2 separate regions of the Homo sapiens genome follow, and region 2 is linked to region 1. Evidence: chromatin contacts called from ENCODE Hi-C data. All regions are on one chromosome and are shown on one strand. Each heading gives the region's core, a stretch centred on a gene start or an enhancer-like site at or near the end of the contact. The rest is flanking DNA. Distances are from core to core; before and after follow the strand shown. Region 1 holds the start of JOSD2 (Josephin domain containing 2). Region 2 holds the start of NDUFA3 (NADH:ubiquinone oxidoreductase subunit A3).

What was found. Hi-C counts contacts between places; a loop is a spot of excess contacts on that map. Pooled maps may share reads with other maps.
Region 2: a map of ascending aorta shows a loop between it and region 1 (5-fold over the local background). The contact joins the promoter of NDUFA3 here to the promoter of JOSD2 in region 1. A Hi-C loop is called at or near these places in 2 of 168 maps with a recorded cell type or tissue (CD4-positive, alpha-beta memory T cell and ascending aorta) and 11 of 50 pooled maps.

The regions. Positions count from the first base shown.
Region 1 is chr19:50,509,745-50,512,444 of GRCh38, forward strand. It overlaps JOSD2 (Josephin domain containing 2), which reads right to left and starts at 1,447. Exons shown (of 5, transcript NM_001270639.2): 1 at 1,373-1,447; 2 at 542-704. The coding sequence starts at 687. ASPDH (aspartate dehydrogenase domain containing) reads right to left here. Exons shown (of 7, transcript NM_001114598.2): 5 at 2,616-2,700; 6 at 2,392-2,546; 7 at 1,859-2,029. The coding sequence ends at 1,986. LOC124904747 (a long non-coding RNA gene) reads left to right here and starts at 1,674. Exons shown (of 3, transcript XR_007067300.1): 1 at 1,674-1,727. RefSeq lists enhancers at 120-627, 628-1,134, 1,629-1,748, 2,052-2,641 and a silencer at 1,299-1,428.
Region 2 is chr19:54,101,443-54,104,202 of GRCh38, forward strand. NDUFA3 (NADH:ubiquinone oxidoreductase subunit A3) reads left to right here and starts at 1,413. Exons shown (of 4, transcript NM_004542.4): 1 at 1,413-1,446; 2 at 1,672-1,746. The coding sequence starts at 1,437. RefSeq lists an enhancer at 1,202-2,178.

The DNA of each region.
Region 1 (2,700 bases), core at 197-2,696:
ACCTTGTCTCTAAAGAAAGAACCACTGGGCCGGGTGCAGTGGCTCACGCCTGTAATCCTAGCACTTTGGGAGGCCGAGGCGGGTGGATCACGAGGTCAGGAGATTGAGACCATCCCGGCTAACATGGTGAAACCCCGTCTCTACTAAAAATACAAAAAATTAGCCGGGCGTGGTGGCGGGTGCCTGTAGTCCCAGCTACTCGGGAGGCTGAGGCAGGAGAATGGCATGAACCCGGGAGGCCGAGCTCGCAGTGAGCGAGATCGCGCAACTGCACTCCAGCCTGGGCAACAGAGTGAGACTCAGTCTCAAAAAAAAAAAAAAAAGAAAGAACCACTGGATTGAGGTCTGGCTGGGGCTGAGGCCACAGGGACAGACAGGCACAGGAGGCAACATCTCCCCAGAGTCCCAGCGTCTAGCTTAGGCAAGTGAGCGCGGAGCAGAAGAAAGCCCCCAAGGCTCAGCGCCTGCCTGGCGGCGAGACCCAGGTGGGTCACTCCGCCAGAGCTCTGCTGCTCCAGGGGCTGGGGTGGGTGACGGTCACCTCTTGCAGATCTCATCGGCAGCCTCCTGGCTAAAGAGCTGCTGCTGCAGAACGTTGTTGAGGGCGTGGACAGCACACAGCTCCAGGCGCTGCCGTTCGTGGTACACGGTGGGTGGGCTCGGCTGTGCTCCCGGGGCCTGGGACATGCCGTCCTCGGCTCCTGCTGGGGGTTGGGAGGGGGAGAAGGTCCTCAGGGGCCCGGGATCTAGAGGTCCAGCCTCCCAGCAGGCCTTTGGGGCATCGCCATTGATTGAGCTGGGACTCGGAGCAGCCCAGGAAGACACTGGGCCCCTGACCCCGCTCCCTGGCAGTCTCCTGGCAGCACACGTCCCTCCATCCCTTATTCCTATTCCTACGAAAAACGCTGTCTCTTCTGCTCCCCTAGCAACAGAAAACCACCCTCACCAGGTCTCTAAGTAAAAGGGTCCCTATCATGGTCACCTAGCAACAGAGGAACCTGCCTCCCCGTCCCTAGGTAACCAGGGCGCTCTGTGGTTACCTAGCAACAAAGCCCCCTCCCCACCGCACTAGGTAACAAAGTCTGTCCTCCGAGCACCTAGCAATAGAGAATCCTCCTCCCCTGTCTCTAGGTGATAGGGTCCCCTCTGGTCTCCTAGCAACAGAAGACTCCCCTTCCCCGGTCATGTAGCAGCGAGGCTCTCTGCTCTTGTCACCTGGCAACGGGGCCCCCTCCCCAGTCACTAAGCAACAGGAGTTCCTCTTCCTATCACCCAGCAACCAGGCCCCCTCCCCGGACACCAAGGAATGGAGCCCTTCGCCGACCCGCACCCCAGCCACGGCGCTCGCCCTTTGCCTGGCAACGCCCCTCACCCCGCCTGCCTCTCCGCTCCACCGAGCCAGGGGTTTCCGCATCCCCTTCCTGGGCGGCGGCTCTGGGCTCCGAGTGCGGGGCGGGCAACACCGCGCTGACTGGGCAGGCGGGACGGACTACAGCTCCCGGTGATCCCCGCGCGCCGGACTACGACTCCCGTGGGGCCCCGCGGGACTCCTGCTCCACACGGAACGCCCGGGCCGCGTGGCCCTGAAGTCGGCCGTCGGGCCTAGGAAATGCCGCACTACAACTTCCGTCGGGCTCCGCGGCAGGTCCCGGAAGTGCGCCTCAGAGGCCCTTCTTTCGCATACGGCCGCGCCCACTACTGCTCAGAGATTCTAGGAAACTTAGTAGGTAGGCTCTCGCGATAGCTTCCTGGCGCCGCGCTCTCATGGGTGCTCGCCCCCGGCGATGGCGTCATGCGCGGTGCGCAGACGCAGCGTGACGTCACACAAGGGAAAGGGATCAGAGACGCCAGGCGGTGCGGGGGGAGGCAGCGGTGATCTTTACTGAGTCAGAAGGGAGACCCTGGGGAAGTGGGGCAGGGCAGGGGTGGGATGGTGGTGGTGAGAGGCCAGGCAGATGATCTTGTCTCGGGAGGGAGGAGGCTTCTCAGCAGAGATGGATCCCCGGCCTGGAGGGGAGCTGGCAGCAGGCTGCGGGGAGAGGGGAATGAGCGAATGAGACAGAGGAGAGATGAGGAGACAGACGCCTGGGGGAGGCAGTGGTGGGAGGAGGGGACAGGGCAGGGGGGCGGTGGAGGAAGACCCGGAGAGAGCGGGACAGAGCCCTGGGGGTGGACAGAGACAGAGAGAGTCTCGATCAGAGGCGGGCACAAATGGAGACATCTACAGTGCCAGGATTCAAAGTCATGGAGAGAGGTTAAGGAAATAAAGGTCAGAAAGAAAGAAAGGTCAACAAATACAGAACCAGAACTGCAGAACTAGTGAGAGCCCGGGACCCCCAAGCTCTGCAGAACACAGGAGCCCAGGGCCGGGGGAGAGGGGCCTGGCCGCACCCAGGAGGCTCTGCCAGAAGGCCGTGACGGTGGCGGAGCCGGTGACCGCGCCTGGCTCGGCAGGGTTCTCTCTGCGGGTGTGCACAGCAAAGCTTCGGCCCGTGGGGCCCCGGGGTCCGCTCAGCTCTACATCCACCACGTGCATGTCCGTGAGGCTGGGACAAGAGGGGCAGTCAGTCTGGAGAGCCTGGACTCAGCCCAACACCCTGCTTAGCTCTGCTCACCTGGTATCAGCCACGAGCACCCCAATCACCCCATCGAAGCCCAGGCTGGGGGCAGCCAGGGCAGCCGCCGCCATGGTGTTGGAAT
Region 2 (2,760 bases), core at 163-2,662, 3.6 Mb after region 1:
CAGGCCCTTGCTGTGATTAATTGATCGATTGATAGATTGGTTGACAGAGAAAAATTAGCACCTATTATGTGCCAGGCTCTTGGTGTGATACTGTGTTAGATAGATAGATAGATAAAAATTAGCCCCTCTAGGCCGGGCGCGGTTGTTCACGCCTGTAATCCCAGCACTTTGGGAGGCCAAGGCGGGTGGATCACCTGAGGTCGGGAAGTTCGAGACCAGCCTGACCAACATGGAGAAACCCCCGTCTCTCCTAAAAAAGAAAAATTAGCCGGCTGTGGAGGCGCGCGCCTGTAATCCCAGCTATTCAGGAGGCTGAGGCAGGAGAATCGCTTGAACTCGGGAGTCGGAGGTTGCTGTGAGCCGAGATCGCGCCATTGCACTCCAGCCTGGGCGACAGAGCTAGACTCAATCTCAGAAGAAAAAAAAAAAAATTAGAACCTATTACGTGCCAGACCCTCGCTGTGCCATGTTGGCAGGCACAGAGGGAACTCAGACTCCGTTACTGCTCTCAAGCAGCAGCTACCAGTCCGACTGAAAGACCAAGACCAGGTCAGTTTCTTTTTTTTTGAGACGGAGTCTCGCTCTGTCGCCCAGGCTGGAGTGCAGTGGTGTGATCTCGGCTCACTGCAAGCTCCGCCTCCCGGGTTCACGCCATTCTCCTGCCTTAGCCTCCCCAGTAGCTGGGACTACGGGCGCCCACCACCACGCCCGGCTAATTTGTGTTGTATTTTTAAGTAGAGACAGGGTTTCACCATGTTAGCCAGGATGGTCTAGATCTCCTGACCTCGTGATCCGCCCGCCTCGGCCTCCCAAAGTGCTGGGATTACAGGCGTGAGCCACCGCGCCTGGCCCAGACCAGGTCAGTTTCTTAAGTGATCTGAGCTATAATGGCGGTAACAGAGCACTGTGAGAGCCCGCAGAAAGCTCCTAACCCATCTGGGATGAGACCTAGCGCTTCCAGGACGAGCCGATGTTGAGCTGAGACCTCGAAGGACAGGTTAGTCATTCACCTTCTCCCGGGCTCAGTTTCTTCGTCTGTAAAATGGGCTTTCATACATAAACTATAAAATGGGGACTATTTTGTTCCGCCTTAGGTGGGTCGCAGCAGGAGGACTAGTCACTCCGGAGCGACTTCTAGGCTGAGACTAAGGAGATTCCACGCAGGTCCGCAAAGTCAGGCTTGCGCTTGCTCCTGACACCACTTCCTTTACCTCCACGGCTCCATCTTTGTTCTGCGCGAGTGCGCACGCGCAGGCTCCGAAAGCGGGCCGTCGCACAGAGGGACCACAACTCCCAGAGTGCTCCGCGTCCTTGCTTTCGCCTCTACTTGTGCTCCAGGGCGCACGCGCAGCCCTGGGAGCGGGTTCTCGCGCATAGGGACCACAACTCCCAGGGTGCTCCGCGTCCTCGCCGCTGTCGCCGCCGCGGAGACAAAGATGGCTGCGAGTAAGTGCAGGTGCCGGTGGCGCACGGGGCTCGGGTAGTTCTGGGAACCTCTGGGCGGTCCTGGGACTGAGGTGCGGCAGGGCAGGGGTGGAAGCGATGGGGTCCGTGCTGGAGGGGAACGCAGAAGTCACGAGGGGGCTCCTCCAGGGCAGGGGTGGCACGAGAGGGTTAGAGGTCACCGGGGGCAGCTACTTGCAGGGGTGACGCTTCTTGCCACCCCTTCAGGAGTCGGCGCCTTCCTCAAGAATGCCTGGGACAAGGAGCCAGTGCTGGTCGTGTCCTTCGTCGTCGGGGGCCTCGGTGCGTGAGTGCTCCAGGCGCAAACTTGCATCGTCCACCCCCGTCCCCCTACATCCCTCCATCTTGTACCCCTAAAGCCCTATCGCCGCCCTCGGGTCCCCTCTAGTGTGTCTGCACCCCCACGGCATCCCCTTATCTATCCCCATACCCATTATAACCTCTCCACCATCGCCCCCCGCGTTCCTCTCCACCTACCCAATACGCTCTTAACCCCTCTAAATGAGACGTTCTCAACCCTGCTTATGCCTTAACACCTGAGCACCAAAAAAAAGTCCAGATCCTCCTCCTCCTTTTCATCTTTCCTCTCCCCCATTCTGAATTGAGTTGGCTTGGGTGGAGGTGGGACTGGGGAATCTGTGTCTTGTGAAAATCCCCGTATGATCCCAATGTGCCTTGCTGATTGAAAATCTCTGCCCTCTGCCCTGGAACTGCCCTACTCACACTTTAATTAGCACCGGAGTTCCTGCAGGGATGGGGGCGGGGGATTGTTAAAATGTAGCTTTTTTTTTTGCGATGGAGTCTCACTCTCACCCAGGCTGAAGTGCAGTGGCGCGATCCCGGCTCACTGCAACCTCGGCCTCCTGGGTTCAAGGGATTCTCCTGCCTCAGCCTCCCGAGTAGCTGGGATTACAGGCGCCCAGCTAATTTTTTGTTTTTGTTTTTGAGACTGAGTCTCGCTCTGTCGCCCAGGCTGGAGTGCAGTGGCGCGATCTCGGTTCAGTGCAAGCCCCGCCTTCCGGGTTCACGCCATTCTCCTGCCTCAGCCTCCCGAGTAGCTGGGACTACAGGCGCCCGCCCCCATGCCCGGCTAATTTTTTGTATGTTCAATAGAGACGGGGTTTCACCGTGTTAGCCAGGATGGTCTCGATCTCCTAACCTCGTGATCCTCCCAACTCGGTCTCCCAAAGTGCTGGGATTACAGGCGTGAGCCACCGCGCCCGGCCAGCTTTTTTTTTTTTTTTTTTTTGAGATGGCGTCTCGCTCTGTCTTCCAGGCTACAGTGCAATGGTTTGA